3 separate regions of the Homo sapiens genome follow, and all the other regions are linked to region 3. The links are chromatin loops, found by intact Hi-C in ENCODE. Cell type or tissue: dorsolateral prefrontal cortex. All regions are shown on one strand. Each heading gives the region's core, and the rest is flanking DNA. Links, peaks and the distances in the headings are about the cores only. Region 1 has its middle 32 kb from the start of FOXB2. Region 2 overlaps PRUNE2 (prune homolog 2 with BCH domain). Region 3 overlaps PRUNE2 (prune homolog 2 with BCH domain).

Region 1 (7,827 bases), core at 1,231-6,230, 180 kb after region 3:
TCTTCCATTTCAACCTTGGAGAATCTAAAGATTGTGTGTCTTGGGATTGATCTTCTCATGGAGTGTCTTACTGGGGTTCTCTGGATTTCCTGAATTTGAATGTTGGCCTGTCTTGCTAGGTTGGGAAAATTCTCCTGGATGATATCCTGAAGTATGCTTTCCAACTTGGTTCCATTCTCCCTGTCACTTTCAGGTATTCCAATCAGTCATAGGTTTGGTCTTTTTACATAATCCCATATTTCTTGGAGGTTTTGTTCATTCTTTTTCCTCTATTCTTGTCTGCCTGTCTTATTTCAGAAAGATAGTCTTCAAGCTCTGAGATTCTTTCCTCCACTTGGTCTATTCTGCTATTGATGCTTCTGATTGCATTGTGAAGTTCTTGTGTTGTGTTTTTCAGCTCCATCAAGTCAGTTCTGTTCCTCTCTAAATTGGCTATTCTGGTTATCAGCTCCTGTACTGGTTCTTAGCTTCTTTACATTGAGTTAGAACATGATCCTTTAGCTCAGTGAAGTTCATTATTACCCACCTTCTAAAGCCTACTTCTGTTAATTCAGCCATCTCAGCCTCAGCCCAGTTCTGTGCCCTAGCTAGAGATGTGTTGGGTCATTTGGAGAAGAAGCAGCACTCTGGCTTTTTGAGTCTTCAGTGTTTTTGCGTTGATTCTTTGACATCTTTGTGGGCTTATCTCCCTTCGATCTTTGAGGTTGCTGAACTGTGAATAGGGGTTTTGTGGGGTCTTTGTTGTTGATGTTGTTGTTATTGCTTTCTGTTTGTTTGTTTTCCTTTAACAGTTAGGCCACTCTTCCATAGGGCTGCTGTGGTTTGCTGGGGGTCCACTCCAGATCCGAGTCACCTCAGTCCCTCCCTGGACGTATCACCAGCGAAGGCTACGAAACAGCAAAGATGGCAGCCTGCTCCTTCCTCTGGGGGCTCCATCCCAGGGGGCACCAACCTGATGCCAGCCTGAACGTTCCTACAGGAGGTGTCTGGAGACCCCTGTTAGGAGGTCTCACCCAGTCAGGAGGAACAGGGTCAGGGACCCACTTAAAGAAGCAATCTGGCTGCCCCTTGGCAGAGCAGGTGTGCTGTGCTGGGGGGAGCCCTCCTCATCCAGACTGCCCAGACTCTCTAGAGCCAGGAGGCTGGGAAGGCTATGTTAGCTAAATCACAGACAGGGTGGCCACCCCTCCCCCGGGGACTTCGTCACAGGGAGAGATCAGATGAACTCATGATTTTTAAAAATAGATTTCCTAGTTCTGACCGTTGAAAGAGTCTAGAAGTACCAAAACTCCGGTAGCAATTAGCATACCTAGTATCTGGATCTTGGCTTCTAAATACCATTCCCCAATAAAAGGAATCAAATATCCTCAGTAAAAGGTTGAATTCCAAGTCTGGGGCAAGGAAAGGACAAGATGAGACATCTTGTTTTGCCAGAAAGCAAGGAAGCCTTTACTAAAGAAATGATAAGGGCATATCAGTAAAACACAGCAACCAGTTTTCAGGGCTTCTACTTGGCAAATTTGGGGAAATTGTAGCCTCAATAAGTATAATGAATTGTTAAATATTGAATAAATGAAAAGGCATAAGTCCACATACAATACTCAAAGGAGGCAAAACAAAACAAAATTAATTTGGCACCATGGAAGATTATGACTATTATTTTAACTTTCAACTCCTTACTCTGAAAATTGGAAATTAAAACAAAAGAACTATTTTCCCTGCTTCCTAAGAGCAATGGTAGTTAATCTCCAGGTGATCTAGAAAAGCTTCTTCAGAGAAGAATGTCGGCTAATAAGTTTGCAACCCCCAGTGAAATAATTGATTCAGAAAATGACTAAATCAATGAATGTTAAAATCATTAGTTAAAAGATTGCTGGGAAAAGGACAGTGTCATATATCTCCAGTTGCTTGCTAATTGCAAAGGGGAAAATGGGCCTTTACAATCAGAGATCTACTTGTCACAACAAAACCAAGTAACTTAGCATCATTAATAGTGAAACAACCTGGCATTTTGTGCCTCCTGATGTGGTGCAATATGAAGTACACAATAACATTTATAAAGTTATCTGGCCAAAATATTCTACCTGAATCTCATCAAGGTTTCAGAGCTGACTTCCAGTTTATAGTAGCTACAAGCAAGAGAGGAACTAGTTAAAAGATAAGATATTGCATCAGACACACTTATGTATCAGATCCTCTCGGCCTCATCTGTCTCCAGGGACATTGTGTTCAGCTCCAGGCATCCTTGCAGAAACCAAGTCTGCCTGGGCTCCAGAAGACTTTATGTGGGCAGCACCCTACAGTGCTGCTTCTCATCCCAGGCTTCCCCCGAGACAGAGATATGAAACTTCGCAGCCAGTTCCAGGCTTGCTCATGCACAAACTGAAAGGAGGGCAGGATTCACTCTGTAGGGTGCACATGACTCTTGCATCGGTGGAGTATGAAAGCCGGTGGATACATTCTTCCCTGTTGTCTCCTTCAAACAGATCATCTTAAGAAACAGCCATTGACATGCTGTCTCAGATGATCCCACAAGATAAAGTAGCCAACCTACTTAATAGTAGAGAACGGGAAGCATGATAACACATAGTCATATCACCTCACTCCCCTTCCCTGCCTCATTACCAACTGTACACACCCACACCTGCTCCCCAGGCCTGAACTTCCAAGGAGAATTGTAGCATATAGGCCTTGCCTCAGGTTCTAACATCTGAGGAACAATGCACGTTAAGAATGATCCTATGGGTGGGGCGTGGTGGCTCACGCCTGTAATCCCAGCACTTTGGGAGGCTGAGGCGGGAGAATCATGAGGTCAGGAGATTGAGACCATCCTGGCTAACACTGTGAAACCCCGTCTCTACTAAAAATACAAAAAAATTAGCCAGGCATCGTGGCGGGTGCCTGTAGTCCCAGCTACTCGGGAGGCTGAGGCAGGGGAATGGCGTGAACCTGGGAGGCAGAGCTTGCAGTGAGCCGAGATAGTGCCACTGCACTCCAGCCTGCGCAACAGAGTGAGACTCCGTCTCAAAAAGAATGACCCTATGAGGCAACATATCTAGAATGCAGGATAATCCAAATGACAATAGGCCTTGACTTAAATACGTATATATGTATATGTGTATTTACATATGTATATGTATATATACATACACTCAGCCAGGAGCGGTGGCTCACACCTGTAATCCCAGCACTTTGGGAGGTGGGGTGGGTGGATCACCTGAGGTCAGGAGTTCAAGACCAGCCTGGCCAACATGGTAAAACCCCGTCTCTACTAAAAATACAAAAATTAGCCGGGCATGGTCATGCATGCCTGTAATCCCAGCTACTCGGGAGGCTGAGGCAGGAGAATAGCTTGAACCTGGGAGGTGGAGGTTGCAGTGAGCTGAAATTGTGCCATTGCACTCCAGCCTGGGCGACAAGAGTGAAACTCCATCTCAAAAAAAAAAAAAAAAAAAAAAATATATATATATATATACACACACACACACACACATATATATGTATATATGAATGGATGAAACAACTAAATGTAATGTGTGAGCTTTGATTGGATGCAGTTGAATAAAACCAGCTATGAAAGGTATATGGGAAATAACTAGGAAATTTTGAATATGAAATGGATATTAAGTAATACTTGGAAATTACTGTTGATTTTCTTAGATATGGTCATGGTTTAGCAGTTACATAGAAGAAAGTCTTTATTGTTAGGAGTTATATGCTGAATATTTAGGGCTGATGTGTCATAACATCTGCAACTGGCTTCCAAATATTTCAGAATATGTATATATTTTTTTGAAGGAAAGCATTTATACCTTAAAAGATAAATACACAGCTAGATGTCCCCCAAAAAGTAAAGCAGCTGTTCAGAAGTACTCATTCCTCAAAAGCTACAATTTCACTATAGAATTTAGTCCACCCACCATGTGTAAGCGTGAAGGATTGTGAGAGGGCCTTTCAAAGGAAAGATGAGATGGCTCCACCTGGTATGTTGGAATAAGATGCGAGAAAGAGAGAGAGAGAGAAAGAGAGAGTTGAGGGGTGGGGGAAGATTTTTCTAAAGGAAATACTAAGATTTTCTTCTAATTATCCCGAAATTTTAAAAATAAAAGTTTTCACTTAAACTGAGAAACTTGAAGATTTCAGTGTGTTCAACTGCAGGTAAGAGCGCTAGACTTTCCTCGAACAGAAACTGGTTACCTGTGAAGCCCTATACAACATGCTGTGAGCACAGTGCCTACAACACTAAAGGCCAAATGACAGTTCAAGCTGAATCTGGCTCAATTTCCTAGAAAAATGGCACCATCTGCTGGCTGGGCAAAGGCAAACTTTATAGACCTGGACTCTGGTAGGTCAAGGAAATCAGTACCATACTGCAAAACTTTCAGGATTTATCTCTGTGATTGGAAAGAAGTCTGAGTACATTCTATGGATAGTCATCCCTTAGGCAGAGGAGAGAGATAATCTCTCTCATTTCATCACATTAAAGTCCCATAAGAGTTTCCTGGGATGCTTCTGCTTGTTCTTAGCAGAGAATGAGAATGTCAACCAGCCTATCAAGGATAATATGACCAAAGTACCCCATCCTTTTACCCTGCCACCTCTTCATCCTCCAGCCCCTGTCACTTTCTAAGATTCTAATATTTCTGCTCTCAACTCTGTTTTGCTTTTGTAGAAACATCCGATAATATGGTGATCAGTTCAACAGAATGACATATTCACCATGTCCCCAAGGAGGAGATGACTGAGATTTCAAATTCTCAAGCAGCCTCAATGCAGCCAGAGATTTAAGAGGGCTATGTGTCCAGAAGGAGACTCTGGGCAAACGCAGAATGGATTCAGATTACTCAAATTCCTGTCAGATTTCTTAACCTGGTGGGCTATACCAAACCCAAAAACTTTAAGCAGCCTCTACTTTTGCTTATTTTCTCCTAAGCCCAACCTTGGCTTTCTTTTGAATCTCTATGAGCAGAGACATGGCTCCTTAAGAAAGGAGACACTTCAATCCTGTTATAGGCTAAACTGTGTCCCCCAAAAATTTATGCATTGTGGCCCTAACCCCCAGTATTTCCAAATGCCTATATTTGGAGATAGAGCCTTTAAGTTAAATGAGGTCATTAGTGTGGGTTCTAATCCAATATGACTGATATCTTCATAAGAAGAGGAGATTCGGACCCAGACACACAGAGAGGGAAGACCATGTGAAGACACAGGAAAAAGGGCATCTGCCAGCTAGGAGAGAGGTCTCAGAAGAAACCAACCCTGCTGCCACTGCGATCTCAGACTTCTAGACCCTAGAATTTTGAGAAAATAAATTTCTGTGATTTAAGTCTGTGGCACTTTACTTTGGCAACCCCAGCAACCTAATACAAAAGTCCATCTTTTAACAGTAGCTGAGAGAGGGAAAGGGAAGTGATGGAAATTGATGTGAAGAAGAAGCATGTCATGGAAAGAGGGGGCTTTGAAGCTTCTCCCTCCTGCCCAGCCTCCACCCACTATGGCGCATGGTGGGCTTTTGAGGACTCCATTAGGTCTTTGACCCACATCAGAGGTCCTCTTTCTTGGAGCTGAAATAAGGTTGAGAAGCTTTGAACTTCCTCTAGCTATTCGAGAATGTAGCCAGCAATTAACTTGTTTATTGCCCTTTACATACCAATTAGCAAACAACCATTTGTTGCTGAGCAATGTGTAAAGCTCTGAACAAGGAAGAACTTACATTTCTTATAAGTTAATTACATTTATTTCACCTTTTCCAATTGCAAAAGCAAAACATTTTTATCAATGAAAGCAAAGAAGATATAAAATATAAAGGAAAGATTGTCATCTGTAATTTCCATCCTTAGACAACTATTATTTACTGTTTTAATCTGTTTTATTTCAGTCATTTTTCTACACATATGTTTAACCAATTAGGTTCATATACATAGTTTCATATTCTGCTTTTTTCACTTAACATATTGATAAAACAGTTTTCTCATTTTATTAAGTATTATTGTCTTCTCTATCTTCTTGAGACTTGTGTGATACAGAGAAGTGAGGTCAGCAATAAAGATCCAAGAGGGGGTCCCCAGCCCCATGCAACCACTACCAACAAGCCAGTGAAAGGGCATGGGCTCCATGTCATTGATGCAATGCACATTTGCTGACCAGTCCCCTGTTACTGCTATAGCAGCCATTGGCAAGACAGCCTGCTGCAACCAACGTGAGCAGTGATCACAATGACCATGACCATGCAAACACAGAGAAACAGTCTCTCTTTGTTCAATTCGCTTGATAGAGGTTTAAATCATTAAACAGTCTCCATATCTCCCTATTTAATTCTCGTGTCTCATGACCTACTTTGCCTTTAGACTTTCACACTTCTTTAATGCAAATTCACCCTGCTTTGACACCACACTAACATAGAACCAAATTAAACTCTCTTAATAGCTTTCTTGGTCTCTGGAGAATGCAGGTCTGTTTCTGTCCAGACCCTATACCCCATTTTCTCTGCCACAGGTGGATATAGTTCTTTTTTAAAAATATTTTTTAATTTCAATAGTTTTGGGGGTACCAGTGGTTTTTGGTTACATAGATGAATTGTATAGTAGTGATGCCTGAGATTTTAGCGCACCTGTCACTCTACCCAATATGTAGTACCCAATATGTGGTTTTTTATCTCTTGTGCCCCTCCTATCCTCCCCCTTGTGAGTCTCCATAGTCTGTTAAATCACTCTGTATGCCTTTGCGTACTAATAACTTAGCTCCCCCTTGTAAGTGAGAGCATATGGTATTTGGTTTTCCTTTTCCGAGGTGCGTCGCTTAGAATAATGGCCTCCAGCTCCCTCCAGGTTGTCGCAAAAGACATTATTTCATTCTTTTTATGGCTGAGTAGTATTCCCTGGTGCATACATACCACATTTTCTTGATCCACTCATTGGTAGAAATTATTCTTGAAAGGTCTTTCTTTTTTTTTTGTCATTTTTTTTTTCCTTTTTGTGGAGAACGGGGTCTCTCTATATTGCCCAGGCAGGTCTCGAACTCCTGGGCTCAAGCTATCCTCCTGCCTCTGCCTCTCTGAGAGCTGGGATTACAGGCATGAACCACTGCACCTGGCTTGTGAAAGGTCTTTCTAAGAAATTTTAAGACTTGCCTTTCCTTGCCCTTTTCTCCAGTTACCTTGCCTGTACAACACACTTAGATAACACTGAGACCAACACCAACCTCCCCTAAACACACACACACACACACACACACACACACACACACACACTATACCCAGCTGGCCTCATCTCCCTTCTGAACTCAAGGGAGCTTTAGGAGTTTCTTCAACCCTACTCCATTTCTCCACACCTCTTCTTCTCCCTTTAGAGCATGCTGTTCTAAGTACTTTACAGTGATTAACTCAGTTAACTCTCACAGAAACCCTTTGAGCTAGGTACCATTATCCACATTTTAAAAATAAGAGAACTCAGAGGAGCAGAAGCAAAAATGACTAACACAAGTCCAACCGAAGCCACACAACTAGTAAGTGGGCAAATCAGAACGTGGAGTCCACATTCTTGCTTTAGAAGCTTGTTGCACTTGGCCAGGCTTGGTAGCTCACGCCTGTAGTCCCAGCACTTTGGGAGGCCCAGGCGGGCGGATCACGAGGTCAGGTAATCGAGACCATCTTGGTTAATATGGTGAAATCCCATCTCTACTAAAAATACAAAAAATCAGCCAGGTGTGGTGGCACATGCCTGTGATCCCAGTTACTCAGGAGGCTGAGGCAGGAGAATTGCTTAAACCAGGGAGTCGGAGGTTGCAGTGAGCCGAGATCACACCACTGCACTCCAGCCTGGGTGACAG
Region 2 (7,827 bases), core at 1,505-6,504, 84 kb after region 3:
GGTGTGCACGATTTAACAACTATGCAGATCACATCAGTCTCTCAGAGTCAGTGATTCCACTCCCACCCAACATTTACAAGGAAATATCATCCCAAGTCTACTTCCCTCGGCATATACCGAAGCCTCCCAACACGGGGTCTGTAAAGGAATTATCATACTGTACACAAATCATCCAATTAGACAACAGACTTCTCTAAAAAAAAAATCATATTAAGTTTTCAGGGCAAGTATCAACCCAAAATTCTCACCAATACAGAATTACAAGTCCAAACTAACCTTGACTTCCAGCTGCCTAGATTTTCTTTCAATTATGTTTGCGGTTTTCTTTATTCACCAGCGTGAATTAATCAAATGCTTAAGAAAGATTGGAAAACACAGGCAACCCAGGACCACTCACCAGAGGCCAATGCATCTGATGCATCTTCATCTTTGCGCATATTGGCTTTAGCAATCATGTTGCCTTTGTCATGCTATGGTGATACAAAAGATTGGTAGGGAGATCTATGTGCTTCTTAGAGTTTTGAAAGAGCGGAATTTAGCTTCAGTGATATCAAACTGCACTAAACGAAAATTACTCCCCATTGCATCAGTGTGGGATGCATTTAGGCTTTTGGGCAGTTAATGAATATGATCCAAATGAAGAAACAGCTGAGAATGAGGAGGTTGGAAGAGAGAATTTGACAGAATTACACCTGCTCTGTAGCAGGGAAAGAGTTGATGTTATAGGCAATTAAACTTCTTTCCCACATTACAGAGAACTCTCAGCTGAAATGACTATAAGTGACATCCAGTCACCTGTTGTCCCATTACAGGCATGTCAGGTGATGCCCACAGGCCCTCCAGAGACCCTGCCTCTCAGGTGCCTTCTTTCCATTACAGGTGACACTTAGTCTCCAGAGCCTGTTGGGCTCAGCATGTTTCCACCAGTGACACATTCATTAATCTCACAGTTGCATACTGTACATCAGAGTCCATCACACGAAACTCCAAAGCTTGATGCGTATGTTTTCCTGTGTCAAAGAAAAGCGGCATCAGGATGAATAGATTTCACCGTTGAATAGCCTCCTCTCAGAAAAGTGCCCTGTATTTTCACTCGGACATTTTCTTTTATGTAGATGAATCCAAACCACTATGCTCTCAATGAGACCTTCAAACTATCTTTTGAAAACACAGATCAATTTTTCTTCGCACAGATGCTGGGAATTAGAAGACAGAGAATCTACGCCCACCTCTGCCACTTACTGGCTGTGTGTCTCTGGGCAAGGCTGGACTTAACCTCTCTGGCCTTGTTCTTTTCATTTGTGACATAAATATAATAACATGAACCCTCCTCAAGGTTAATCAAATGAGATCAAGTAGGTGACAACAGTTATGAAGGGCAACACTGTGCTCCGAGTGACCACACCGAGCAGAGCAGCAATAGCTTTACTGTTCCATAAGGCTCAATCTTTTTGAAATAATTGAGAGAGGAAGTGAAAAGACAAAGAGAAAGTAGCCCCCCCAGCCAGATTCTACCTACTGGTCTCATTAGCAGAGTTGTAACTGGTGTGGCACAGTTTCTGTTACGCTTGTCTCAACTCAGCAGGCAGGCCACTTCAGGTTATTTGCTCAGATCCACAATGTATACCATCAGGACACCATTCTCCCTCATACTGCACAAATTCTCTAACGTGTCGGGGTGTAGACTTCAGGGTCAAGAGACCTCAAATCTATGTCTGACTCTGTCACAATGTACTGTGGGACTAGTTAACCTCTCTGAGTCTTGAAATTTGGGAAGAGTTCACCCAGAAGTCAATTTAAAAAGATGTATAAAGAAGCTTAAGAATATTAATATCTTTTTCCCTAATCATTGCATACTGGAAAGCCAGTTTAAAGACATAATTCTAAACAGGAGAAAATGTTTTTATGTGCAAAGATGTTTGTCGTAGTAATTAACAATAGCAAAAAGGAGGGACAATGAAAAGGTTTAACCTCAGTAGGTCTTCTTTATTAAACTGTGCTCCATTATTTAAGATGTTGATTTTGAATACTATGTAATAACTTAGGAAAATAATAAATAATGTTAAGTAAAATAAAAATTGGGGTTGCAAGATATACAAATATCTTAAGTCCTGTGCACAAGGAAGAAAGACTGAGAAAACTACTTGCCAAACTATCACGAAAGGTCATGCTTCAATGAAAGTGGGTGATTTTATTTTTAGTTTTAATTTTTTCTTTTTATGGGTAATTTTTCAGCTTTCCTCTATTTGCCAAATATACCTTATTGCTTGTTTATTATTTTACAAAGAAACTGAGCCTGAAATATAATATGAGGAAACTGAAATAGATGTCTAAAGTCATCTGTTTCAATGCTAAAAATCTGTGATTAGGCTGGGCACAGTGGCTCACACCTCTAATTTCAACATTTTGAGAGGCCTAGGCAGAAGGATCACTTGAGATCCTTCATGACAAAGAACATGACAAAAGTTCGAGACGAGCCTGGGCAACATAATGAGACCTTGTCTCTACAAAATAAAAAACAAAACGTTAGCCAAGGCTTGGTGGCACATGCCTGTAGTCGTAGCTACTTGGGAGGCTGAGGTGGGAGCATCGCTTGAGCCTACAAGTTCAAGGGTTCAGTGAGCCATGATCTTGCCACTGCACTCCAGCCTGCGTAACAGAAGGAGACCCTGGTTCTAAAAACAAAACAAACAACAATAACAAAAAACCCCTATGATTCTATAGTAGTTTCCAGTGTAAAGGTCTGTGATTCTATAATTGTTAAAATAACTCACAGTTACACAACGAGAAATCGTAAATAAAAGATGATGGCCACAGAATGCTGTACTTAAACACAAGGAACCCTGATGGCTGTTTTCCACAGCCCTCCCTGAAGTGATGGGTCAGAGTGTACCCAGGGTGACATGGTGATCAGGGTGGCTGAATATAAATCCTGCTGAAAGCAGAAGTCCAACAAAGGGGCCAATTGTAACAAGTGTGGCTCAGTGTTTATGAGATTCATCAGAGCCATCTACGTAAATGCCAGCCTATGAAACCCTTTGTGTATGAATTGATTTGTACAGAGATGTTGCGCTTGGTCAGGAGGCTATTTTGGCATGAAAGAATTCCACAGAAGTGAGAAATGCATTTGTTCCCCATAAGGCTCAAAGTGATCTAATGGCTTAGAGGGATAATGAATTTTTCAAAACATTTTAAAAGCCAGCTCTGGGATGGCATTTTGATCTGCATCCACCACAGTGAGTTTATGTCTGGGTTTTCTGGAGACTGGAGCCAAGAGTAATGACACTTCAGGCCACGGTCCAGGGGTATCAGCCAAGTGGCAAGCACATGATCAGTCACAGGGCCACGAAAATTGCTTTGCTTCATGGATGGCTTTATTTTAGGGTCTTGCAAAGCAGATTCATAATTAAACAATAGAAGAAAGATTCACCTAGGGAATAAAATGTCTCCCTCTTGTTTATCTTTTTCTGTGACCTATATACATTTCTTAAGACCATGCTTGCAATTTGCCCACCATCTAAAGAGAAAAAACGAGTTCTCTCAATGATCTTGGTAAACACTCAAAAGATAAAACAAAACCTGAATCAAAGTTGTAAATTAATCCACAAGAATCGGCTAAAAGACTGCCCACCCTTCCTTGCAAGAATCCAGTCCTCCAAAAGGAAGCAGCTCCAGAAGTCTCTTTATACTGTAGCCAATGAAGGATGAGAGAATCATACCCCATAGTTTGACCAGGAGGTGTCGCATGAAAAACAAACCAGCTTGCTAAGGGCCAAGGGACATATTTAACTGTAAAGAATCAAGAATGGGGGACAGAACGGGATTTGCCCCTTCTTGCCTCCTTGGAGAGAGGACCAGGGACACTGCCTTCTCAGGGAGCAGCCAGGCACGTGTCCTGTCCTCTCAGACATACCCGTGGCAGGGAGCAGCTGATCTGTCCACATGCTGTGACATTTCTATCTTCTCAGAGCCAGGTGCCGGTCTGGCCAGCACCACTGACCACTTGTTACAGAAAATGTGTCTGAGGAATGTAAAGAGGATCAAAATGCTTCTGCCTCCAGGATGATCTTCTGCCTCTGCTGTTGCTGGAGAGGAGGAAGCCAACATGCACTTTTCTCTTTTTGCACCCTTTCATTAATTTTCTGCAGCAAAAAAAAAAAAAAAGGACCAGCCAGGTACGGTGGCTCACACCTGTAATCCCAGCACTTTGGGAGGCTGAGGTGGGTGGATCACCTGAGGTCAGGAGTTCGAGATCAGCCTGTCCAACATGATGAAACCCCGTCTCTGCTAAAGACACGCACACAAAAATTAGCTGGGCGTGATGGCGCTTGCCTGTAATCCCAGCTACTCAGGAGGTTGAGGCAGGAGAATCTCTTGAACCAGGGAGGTAGAGGTTGCAGTGAGCCAAGATGGCTCCATTGCACTCCAGCCTAGCAACAGAGCAAGACTCCGTCTCAAAAAATAAAAAAAAGGGACCTTAATGAATGGGCTTCCTTAAGAGGGAGAAAAAAAAAGCCACTCATCCTAAAAGTCCTGTTTTTTCAACTGAGGGGAAGAAATAATTTCCATGGGTGGAAACTCTTCCATAAGAACCTTTCAAAGAATTGCAAGGCCATCAGCAGTCTTCTGGTCCCTCACGGGCTTTTCTCAGGGACCTTATTTTATACCTCTGTGGTCATTGCTGTGCCTCCTCTGGAGTCAAGAACCAGATTTAGTTCTCCACTGAGAATGGGAGTGGGGCGCCAGGCTGCTCACATCTTGTACGTGCTGAGGCCTATTTATGCCTCCCCACATCAGACTCACATTTTTGCACCATCACCTTCCATCCTGACTCATGATCACTTGTTATAAACCATGACGTTTCACATATCTGGCTACACTCAAGAACAAGGTCTCCTATGCAAGAGGCTTTGTCAGACAACCGAAGCCTACCCTGCAAGCCACAACTTCTTTTCTATTTTTTTCTATGTTAATTATCTGAGTGGGAAATTTTTCTGAAATCGCTTATGCACCACACCTTTCTTCTTAAACAGGACACTAAATTTAAATGATCTTTTCCCCCTGATTCTTTAGGGTCATTACTATGAGCATCAGATATGTACTTTATGTCAGTGATGTTATGTCTGCCAAGGGCTGTGCAGATATTTGGGATTATTTACCTGACACCAAATGGAATGACACTTACTGGGGGCCCAGATCTGCCTCTATTTTATTTATTTATTTATTTATTTTTGAGACAGAGTCTAGCTCTGTCACCCAGGCTGGAGTGCAGTGGCACCATCTTGGCTCACTGCAACCTCTGCCTCCCGGGTTCAAGTGATTCTCCTGCCTCAGCCTCCTGAGTAGCTGGGACTACAGGTGTGTGCCACCACTAATTTTTGTATTTTTAGTAGAGATGGGGTTTCACCATGTTGGTCAGGCTGGTCTTGAATTCCTGGCCTCAAGATCTGCCCACCTCTGCCTCCCAAAGTGCTGGGATTATTGGCATGAGCCACCACGCCTGCCATCAGGTCTGCTTCTTATAGGTCCTGTTTGATTTTGGTTTTGTTTGTGTAGTTTCCCCATCGTAAGTCATCATCTATTACAGCCTCTGGCAGCCACCTCCCTTTCCATCATCCCCTTCTGAGAAAACAAGGTTGGTGAACACTGTGTCAAAGTGCACATTAAATAATAACCTCAATGATGGTAGCTAGCATTCATGTGTTTTGCTATGCTCCCAGCATTTCTGTGAATGATTTACAAGTATCATCTCGCAAATAGCCTCAGAGATTGCACTTAGGGAATTTTCCTGTGAGAAAAGAACTAACTGATGATAGGTTTTCAATAATCAACTTTAGTTGCCTTTGCCCAATTCCTAGTTTTGGGGTAACTTTGGGTTGGCTGATGTGCCAGGGAAGTGACCGTGGACATAAGAACTGTTGCACTTACAACGCATCCTGTCCTGAATTGTGGAAGGATGTTCATACTTGCTTCCTTCTTGAATCCTTTCATCGCTTTCTTTTCTCCTATTTCCCCTCCAATTCTGCCTCCACCTTCCTTCTTTCCTTTCTTCCCCTTTCCTTCACTTCTGTGTGTATCGTGAGCATAATCAACAGTTTTCTGGGGCGCTGCTAAACCAGCAGACTGGAGAGCCAAAGTGGACTTGACACAACCGAGAGCTGTGTTCTAACCCTGGATCTTCTCCTGCCTAGACCCCCTGACATCGGTCAATCCATCAAAGTGGTATTTAAGGCCACCAATAAGAGAGTGGCAACAGTGAAGAAACTACAAAACCAAATAACCTTGGTGGCAAATAAGAGGCATTTAAACTCTTTTAAAAATGCATTCTTGTTCTTAACATTTCACCAAATGATGCCCATAACATTTCTAATTACTCTAAAAGCTAATCACACACATTCTCCTCCCAATCGTTTATCAGTTAATTTTCTTTCAAATGGGCATGCAGTGAGAACAATCTCACAATGTATTCAACCAAATCTCAGATGGCCTAACACCATGTTTTTCTCATAGCAGGATTTCAGTAACATTGGTTGATATTCTGTTGTCCAAAAGATTTTAACATAAAACAAGCAACACAGAAGAATGAACCCCTCTTGGGTCAGCGTGAACAATATATGTGCAATTTCACTAACTTACCACTCAGCCCTCCTATAAACTTGTCAAGCTGTTCACTTTTAATTTAACAAGAATGAAATGTTCCAGGAGATCTTGGGGGAAGAGGTGCTTATGGTATGAGGAAGAAGGTCCTAGAATTGAAGTCAGGTGATCCGGAAGCAAACTCCAGCTCTACTCTTTGTGGCTATGCAACCTTAGGCAAACCTCTTTTTTTTTTTTTTTTTTTTTTTTTTTTTTTTTTTTTGAGATGGAGTCTCGCTCTGTCATCCAGTCTGGAAGGAGTGCAGAGGCATGATCTCGGCTCACTGCAACCTCCACCTCCCTGGTTCAAGCAATTCCCCTGCCTCAGCCTCCCAAGTAGCTGGGATTATAGATGCACACCACCACGCCCAGTTAATTTTTTTGTATTTTTAGTAGAGATGGGGTTTCACCGTGTTGGCTGGACTGGTCTGGAACTCCTGACCTCAGGCAATCTGCCTGCCTGGGACTTCCAAAGTGCTAGGATTACAGGCATGAGCCACTGCACCTGGCCTGGGCAAACCTCTTAACCTCACTGAGCCTCAGTTTTGGCAACTGCAAAAGGAGATTAGTACCTACCTTACAAGACCATTGTGGGAGTTAAATCAAATTTTAAAAGTATCTCTTAGAGCTAAGACAGATATTCCACAAATTCTAACTGAATTGCAAGACAGCTAAGAATTGTTCCTGTTTCTGTGAAATGTAAATAGGGCTTCCTGGCTCTTGTTTGCTAGTGGCCTTTTCATGTTTTTATTACTGTGCCTGGAGATCACGTCCTCGTCTCAGGGCATACACACATGCAGCAGCCCTGTGAGGCCAGTGCTACTACTGTTCTCATTTACAGATGATGAAACTGAGACCCGGGGAGGCTAAGAAACTAAGATTGTGTGACTAGCAAGTAAAAGTGGCGGGGTTAGGATTTGAAATCAGGCACTGGCTCCACATGATTAGCCGCCCGGCTGTACTGCCTTTAGGGGGCAAGAAGTGGGAAGGAGGACAAAAGTCCTTCTAAGGGTCTCCTAAATCCACAACTCATACTCTAGGAAAATCTCCCAGGATCTGATTTAGGGCAGGCAGCCTCTGCCAGGGACTGCCTCACAGTTCCCCATTTATGGGCTCAGATATAAGGAAGTGTGGCTATTGCTGCTCTCAGGGAGGTCAGCAATCATCAAGGATGGGAACACAGACAATCTT
Region 3 (7,827 bases), core at 1,787-6,786:
CTGGACTCCGTGCAGAAAGACTCTAAGGTTTTCTGTCTGTAAACATTTTGGGGATAGGCAGTTTCAAATAATTGCTTTATTTAATTTAACACTTATGAGGGGCTTACCATGTGTCAGGCACCATTCTTTTTTTTTTTTTTTTTGAGACGGAGTTTCGCCCTGTCGCCCAGGCTGGAGTGCAGGGGTGCCATCTCTGCTCACTGCAAGCTCCGCCTCCCGGGTTCACGCCATTCTCCTGCCTCAGCCTCCTGAGTAGCTGGGACTACAGGTGCCCACCAACACGCCCGGCTAATTTTTTTTTTTTTTTTTGTATTTTTAGTAGAGACAGGGTTTCACCGTGTTAGCCAGGATGGTCTCAATCTCCTGACCTCGTGATCTGCCTGCCTTAGCCTCCCAAAGTGCTGGGATTACAGGCGTGAGCCACCGCACCCGGCCTCAGGCACCACTCTAAGCTTTTTGCAAATATTAACCCATTTAATCCTCAGGGTAATCCTTGGAAGTAGTTACTAGTATGATGCCATTTCAAAGACGGAACACACTGAGGTTAAGTAACTGGTGGAGGATCAGAAGCCGGTATGTGTCAGAGCGAAGACTCCAACCCAAGTAGATTCCATACCTTTAACCACTACCTCATACAATGTGTGTGTGTGTGTGTGTGTGTGTGTGTGTGCGCGCGCGCGTGTGTCTGTCTCTCTCTCTTAGACAGGGTCTTGCTTTGTTGCCCAGGGTGGAGTGCTGGAGTGCAATGGCATACCACAGCTCCTGCAGCCTTAAACTCCTGGGCTCAAGCCATCCTCCCACCTCAGCCAGCCTCCAAAGTAGCTAGCACCACCATGTCTGGCTAATTTAAAAAAAAAAAAAATTTCTTTTGGTAGAGATAAGAATCTCCCTATGTTCCCAGGATGGTCTCGAACTCCTGGTCTCAAGTGATCCTTCCACCTCGGACTCCCAAAGTTCTGGGATTATAGGCATGAGCCACAATGCCTGGCCTCGACCTCCCTGTACTATGATCTTTGCTTTCTGTCAAGGAAGGGTCAGCAATTTGCAACACTTCACAAATTCCCTGGTGGTCAGCAGCTACTCAGTATTTCACACCATGATATAATAAAGAGGTAATTATACAAATTATACACAATAATATCATATATGGGGAACTAGAATTTATCTTTTACTTGAAGATTCAAACAGCAGAGTGGTAAAAATGGATTAATGCTCTCTCTTGAGCATCCATTTCATGTTTAATCCTGAGAAACACCCAAGATAGACACAGGGAGAGAGGAGGGACCAGTGTGATGTTCATGGCATTTTCACAGACTGAGAAAACCCAGAGCTGGGACCAGGAAAGGGCCTTAGGAATTCTTGTTTTGCAGCTAGAGGGAGATTCCCTTTACAATTAGGGAGAATTAACTAAAGCTCTCGTCCCACTGGAAGCTGGGTAGCAGAACAAAATTATAAAACAATCGAGCACATACTGATGTCTGTCTGTCATTTTCTCCATTAGAAAGAACTTACAGGCCAGGTGTGGTGGCTCACGCCTGTAATCCCTTCACTTTGGGAGGCTGAGGCGGGTGGATCACCTGAGGTCAGGAGTTCGAGACCAGCCTGGCCAATATGGTGAAACCCCGTCTCTACTAAAAATACAAAAATGAGCTTGGTGTGGCGGCAGGTGCCTGTAATCCCAGCTACTCGGGAGGCTGAGGCAGGAGAATCACTTGAACCTGGGAGGCAGAGGTTGCAGTGAGCCGAGATCATGCCACTGCACTCCAGCCTGGGCAACAGAGTAAGCGAAACTCTGTGTCAAAAAACAAAAACAAAAACACCTTCCAGCTTTTTTGCTTTGCTTTGTTTTAAATTTCTAACTTGATGAAAGGTATGTGATGCTTGTGTTGTCTCTGTCACCAAACAAAAAGGACTGTTGACTTGGTTTCAAAGTTTCAAAAGTTAAGAGGCTCATTTTCTGTAACCTCATATTTCACATTGTATCACGTTAGGATATTGTGTGGGGATATCCCAACAAGTGCCTTTTGGGTTTGCACATGTCCTTCCCATCTCTTTTGCCCAATCTGAGTCCGGTTGTGCCTCTGGGGCTCCTCCCAATGGTTCAAGGGATTTTAAACTTGATCTACATTTGAAGCTCTCAGCCTATTTTCCAGATCCTCTGATACTCAAACATTATTCTTGCTCCCCTCTCATCACCCAGCCTTCTCCATCTCCTACACACTCTGAAATAATCTGTCAGAAGATCCTCATCCTGCCGTGCTGGCTTACTCTGGATCAAGAGACAAAGACTCCAGCTCTATCTCTGATGGACCGAGTAGGAAGAATCAGGCAAGTGCTTCACTAATTAACTGGATTACACGGTCCCCCCACCACCCATCAGCCAAAGGCAGGCATCCCAGTCTCTGTTGTCACCCTCACAGTCCTCAATGCACGCCTGCCACAGCCTGTCGTACATTGCTCATTATTCTCCCATTTGCATTCTTTCCTGTCTTTGTACAGCATGAGTCAACCCACCAGGTTTCCCAGAGCTTAATCCAGAAGGGACCCAAACACTAGGGGTAAGTCCATTTCACTGCTGCTTTTAACTCAACATCAATAACCATGCTCTCTCTCCTCCCTCCTAGTTCATATTCTTCTCTGTGCCTGGAATGTTTTTCCTTTGCCACCCACCTTCTACCACCCCCTCCTTCACAACAAACCTCATTTACGTGGCCAACTTCTGCATGTCCTTTACATTTAGTTTCAACATCATCTTCTCAAGGGAGCACTTTCTGATCTACCTCCCCTTCCCAAATTAGGCTATGTGCTTCTTTCGTATAGGTAGTGGCCCATTAGAGCCAATTATAATTGCCAATCATCCGTAAGCTTAGGGAAGACAGAAACCATTGCACTGCAATATTTAACCTCTATTTCAGGGACATAATAGCTACTCAATAATTTTTTTATTGAAGGGATTGGGAGGGGGAGCTGCATGATGAGAAATTACTTAATTGGTACAATGTATGTCATTTGGGTGATGAATTAAAAGCCCAGGGTTGGGCGCAGTGGCTCACGCCTGTAATCCTAGCACTTTCAGAGGCTGAGGTGGGTGGATCATGAGGTCAAGAAATCGAGACCATCCTGGCCAACATGGTGAAACCCCGTCTTTACTAAAAATTCAAAAATTAGCTGGACGTGGTCGCGCGCACCTATAGTCCCAGCTACTCTGGAGGCTAAGGCAGGAGAATCACTTGAACCAGGGAGGCAGAGGTTGCAGTGAGCTGAGATCGTGCCACTGCACTCCAGCCTGGTGACAGAGTGAGACTCCATCAAAACAAACAAACAAACAAAAAATCCTGATATGACCACTATGCAATCTATGAATGTAACAAAATTGCACTTGTAACCCATAAATTCATACATATAAAAAAGGATTTAAAAATAAAATAAATGTTTGATGACAAATGACCACGTTAATGGGTGATTAAGTGGATGGATAAAGTGAGTACATGCATTCAAGCCCTCCTTGTCAACCCTGGTGTCCCAAGGACACATCAACTGGTCAGATTGGCTGTAGACTGAGCTGGTGGTGTCAATGACTATAGTGTAGGTTGAGAGCTTCATTGTTTGGGCTTCACGGGCAGGAAGGTTCAACATGACTGTTTCCCTTTTGGTTTGGGATAAAAAGCAAGCACTGTTAAGTGCCAGAACAATGGAGCATCATCCACAGGTGCGCCTGGCATACGCATTTGCAGAGAAACTGAAAACTAGATTACATCATGGTATCATGAAAAGAATGTTAATCTAAAATGTTGAGGGGCAAAACATAGACACAAATCTTCACTGTCATGAACCACCTTTTCTAGAAGAGTCTTCTAAAGTTCATTTATAACATGAAAATAATAACAGACCTATTTCAAAGGGTAGTCATGGAGGTTCAATGAGAAAATAAAAATCAAATGTAAGGTATATACACTCAAAAAAGGTATGATAGACATTCAATGAGTGTTGGCTACTATTATGTTCATTTGCTAAAATTCAAATTATTCAAGGTATTGACTAGCACCATGCTATGAATACAATAAGCATCAAGTTATCCTTTTGAAGGAATACAAGAAGACAATAATAAACAACCAAAGCTTAGTTGTAGCATCTTACCTGTTTTCCTGTTTCCACCACTAGGCGACACCACTGACCTGTAATAATCCACTCTTCTCCAACAGGCTCAGCACAGCCATCCTTAGCAATCATGTCAATTAAGCAACAGTAAAAGAGATGTCTATCCTACACAGTAACTATCCTAAATTATTCCTTTGTTTGACTCTCCTTATTTCTCTGAGTTGCCACTGGCTATGTGGTATAAATTTGTTTTTTCATTTTAGCGTGTACTAAAAAAAAAGTCTTTGTTACTTAGGGAACCAATTCAGTATTGACCATGGATGGGAAACAGGCACTCTAACACAAATGTAGTCCACTGTTTCACTTTTATATAGATTTCTCTGTCACAAGAAAAGGGAACAATTTTCCTCTAGTTTCACAGCCTGCTTTTCTATGACAGGTTGATACAATGTAGTAATTAACCATTAAAATATTGCATATGATTCTCAGGAGCGTTACAGACAAACTAATTTAAACCAAGGTCAGGTCCCCAAATCAGCAAAATAACTCTGAAGGGAGGGGAGAGAGAATATAAATGAGAAGAAGTAAGCAACAGCTGCTATTAAAAGTAACACTAGGCAGCTAAAACTGGTCTGAGCACATTCCTAAAAATGTAATTAGCCAAATCCTTCCAGAAATTAAACCATCAAAATGACATTATAGTACACTTTAAAAATGTATTTACAGAGTGAAAGAGCAGTCATCCTAGCATATCACTATGTCCTGAGGGTTTCCCTTCTCATAAAGAAAAATGTAGACAGAATTAGATATTGTGCTATGAAGAAAGTTCCAAGTGTCACATATATTTTGTAAAAAGCTACGTCTTAATTCCCTCAGCAGTGCTAAAGTTGAGAATGAATTAAATCAATAGGCTGGTTTCTGGTTTCTTTGCCCAATTATGGGATGACTAAAATGACTAGAACAAAAGTCTACCAATGACTTTTCCAGATACCAACAGTTATTGGTATCTGGTATCAAAGGCAATGAATGAAGATAGAGGTGCTGAACTCTGCCAGTGTCGTGGAGCTTGTTTCTCAGAAAGCCAGACATTGAGACCTCATTTCCTTCATGAGTAAAAGGCCAACTTATCTCCTCCTGCTCAAGGATTTCAATTTCTAGACTTTCTGAAGGTCTAGAAACATACAAATTTTATTTATATAAGGTGCAGTGATGCATAAATTTATTCAAAAATGCTTTCTGACAATACGCCCATGCCCTCAAAGGTGACTGTGAACTTAAAAGAGAAGTCTTAAATAAGGAGCCAGAGGTGCCAGAAATACCCAATTTAAAGGGAAAGCCTTAGGCATTTTGGTGACATATGGAAAGACTTTTTCATAGCTTTTTAACCTGCATTACGAAGTTACTAGAAGGCAGTACAGTACTACCTAGGCAGAAGAAGTAGCCGTGAAGAATGGCGCTGTAGTTGCTGAAAAGGAGCATGTGGACATACGGAAGAGGAAAAAGCTGTGCAAAGTGTACTAAGAAAAGGAAAGAGGGGAAGTGATCAAACTGACATGGAAAATCCATGATGTTGTCCAGATGGTATTATCAGAACTCACGGGTATAGTCCAGGATGGTGAAAGCTCGGGAGGAAAATGATAATCCAGGATGCATCATTGCAGAGAGCAAGCTCTGTGTCTCTAGCCGAATAGAAGAGAGCAGAGAGCTGGGAAGACAGGGCTTCCAAGGCATGAGCCTAAGTCCCCAGCATGCATGATGACCAACAAAGGGAGGCTATGGTGGCTGTGATGTTTTGTGTCCAAAAAGAAAAGAATCTAAAGACTAATTATTTAATTTTATTTGTCCTTTAAACACAACCTGTTATCTTAGCTGCAGGGTGGCCCTACTTTCTCTTAATCTGAATTAAAATGGTTAACTATTGGAATACAATACCATTGGCCAAAGTACATGAAACCAACTAAGTAAATTATGAATCAGAAATCAAGGTTCTACTTTCTTCTTGATTGTTAAATAAATCACAATTCCTTTGTTTTGCATTTTAAAAAAAACTATGAGCACTTCTACTACGATATCTCACAAAGAGATATACTTCGACTACACACAAATGATTGGCATGCTAAAATTCTAGCGACCTTATGCTTATGCCCAACACCACATAAATTGTACACTAACAGCCCCTGTATATGCCAGACTGTGGTAGGCAAATAACAGAAGGATTTATAGAAGAGAATGTGACCGGAAGCAATTTTCTCTTGATGGCCACCTTCAGCTCCATCCCTCCCCAGATGCACATGTGTCTCTGCACAGCAAGAACTGGAGTCTAATTTCGCAGTGCTGTGCCGGAGCTGACGTGTAACTGTTGGCAAGAGCTGACTGTTAAATTTTCAGGCAATTTGCAAACCCGTTATTTGCAAGTTAAACACAGTCATTATAAAAATTAAATTACATAATTTGTGTTAAGTAAATTATGTTAAAAGCAAAAGTAATACATTCTCAAAACTCACCCCTTCTTAATCGTGCCATTATATCTACTGTTATCAATGTTCTTGGGGTCATTTACATCTGTACAGTAGAAAGGCTATATAATGATATACTTCTGCACATCTCTTCCCAAATCTGTTTTGATGATGTCTTGTTGGTATTTTGAAATTGGCCATGGTAAGAGCATTTACGCTATGGAAATTGGAAAATACTACAAATCAGAGCTTGTTTTATTGGTTTATTGATTGTCATGACCAGGTGTTGGCAAGCTCTGGCCCACAGACCAGTTCAGCTCACTGCCTATTTATGAACAGCCCATGCACTAAACACATTCAAATAGTTGTTAAGTTCCTCCATAATATCCTCAGTTTGGGCTCCTGGAATGCAAAGCCTAAAATATCTACTATCTGGCCCTTTTCAGAAAAGAATTGCTGACCCCTTGTCTAGACTCGAGAAAGTCATGGAGAAAAACTATACTAAAGATAAAACATAAAAGTGTGTTGTGTCTCTAGTCATCACATTGTGACTAGCATACACACACACACAAATAAGGAAATATTCTTCCAGTATTTGAAAACTATTCTTTAATTCAGCAAAGAAGTCACTTATATTGTTGACAAACAAATGAAGTTCAAGCATATTTCTTCATTGTTTCAGTTTCTTGTAAAGGGAGAATCAAAAACATCAACTACATTTTTGTTGCAATTACACTCATTCATCGATTGCAATGCAAGAGTTACACAAAAATTAACTAGTTCATTCTATGAGAATTAATTGGTCTTACGAAATTTACAATAAAAGAATAAAGAGTATACATTGTATACTATATATGATATATTGTGTATATCATATATATCCTTTATGTATTTATATGAGACAGAGTCTCTCTCTGTCACCCAGGCTGGAGTGCAATGGCACAATCTTGGCTCACAGCAACCTCCGTCTCCTGGGTTCAAGCAATTCTCCTGCCTCAGCCCCCCAAGTAGCTGGGATTACAGGCACCCACCACCACACCTGGCTAATTGTATTTTTAGTAGAGACGGGGTTTCACCATGTTGGCCAGGCTGGTCTCTAACTCCCAGCCTCAGGTGATCCACCCGCCTCGGCCTCCCAAAGTGAAGGGATTACAGGCGTGAGCCACTGCTCCCGGCCATGTATCATATATATCCTTCATATCAGTAATATGTAAGAGTGGGTTTTTTTGAGAACCTGTTGTTAAACATTTACTAGCATACCACTGCTGATTCC

What was found. Hi-C counts contacts between places; a loop is a spot of excess contacts. Peaks named below come from ENCODE experiments on the same cell type or tissue, not always from the same donor. Only the 100,000 strongest peaks of a DNase experiment are listed, where the experiment ranks them.
Region 1: it touches region 3 in a loop (9-fold over the local background); 75 of 110 quality-filtered maps call a loop at or near these places.
Region 2: it touches region 3 in a loop (2.6-fold over the local background); 22 of 110 quality-filtered maps call a loop at or near these places.

Annotation. Positions count from the first base shown.
Region 1 is chr9:76,983,501-76,991,327 of GRCh38, forward strand. No RefSeq gene overlaps it. Among named protein-coding and RNA genes, the nearest start is that of FOXB2, 32 kb to the right of the region's middle. In dorsolateral prefrontal cortex, for the core only: a CTCF peak has its summit at 4,306 (motif pointing left); DNase peaks (open chromatin) are centred at 4,281 and 6,174; H3K27me3 peaks cover 98 bases.
Region 2 is chr9:76,890,569-76,898,395 of GRCh38, forward strand. The region is part of intron 1 of PRUNE2 (prune homolog 2 with BCH domain); the gene reads right to left. Among named protein-coding and RNA genes, the nearest start is that of PRUNE2, 12 kb to the right of the region's middle. RefSeq lists an enhancer at 7,483-7,827. In dorsolateral prefrontal cortex, for the core only: a CTCF peak has its summit at 3,739 (motif pointing right); DNase peaks (open chromatin) are centred at 2,953, 3,313 and 3,923; H3K4me3 peaks cover 1,660 bases; H3K27ac peaks cover 5,000 bases.
Region 3 is chr9:76,806,383-76,814,209 of GRCh38, forward strand. All of the region lies in intron 6 of PRUNE2 (prune homolog 2 with BCH domain), which reads right to left. Among named protein-coding and RNA genes, the nearest start is that of PCA3, 46 kb to the left of the region's middle. In dorsolateral prefrontal cortex, for the core only: CTCF peaks have their summits at 4,166 and 4,369; a DNase peak (open chromatin) is centred at 4,168; H3K27ac peaks cover 2,917 bases.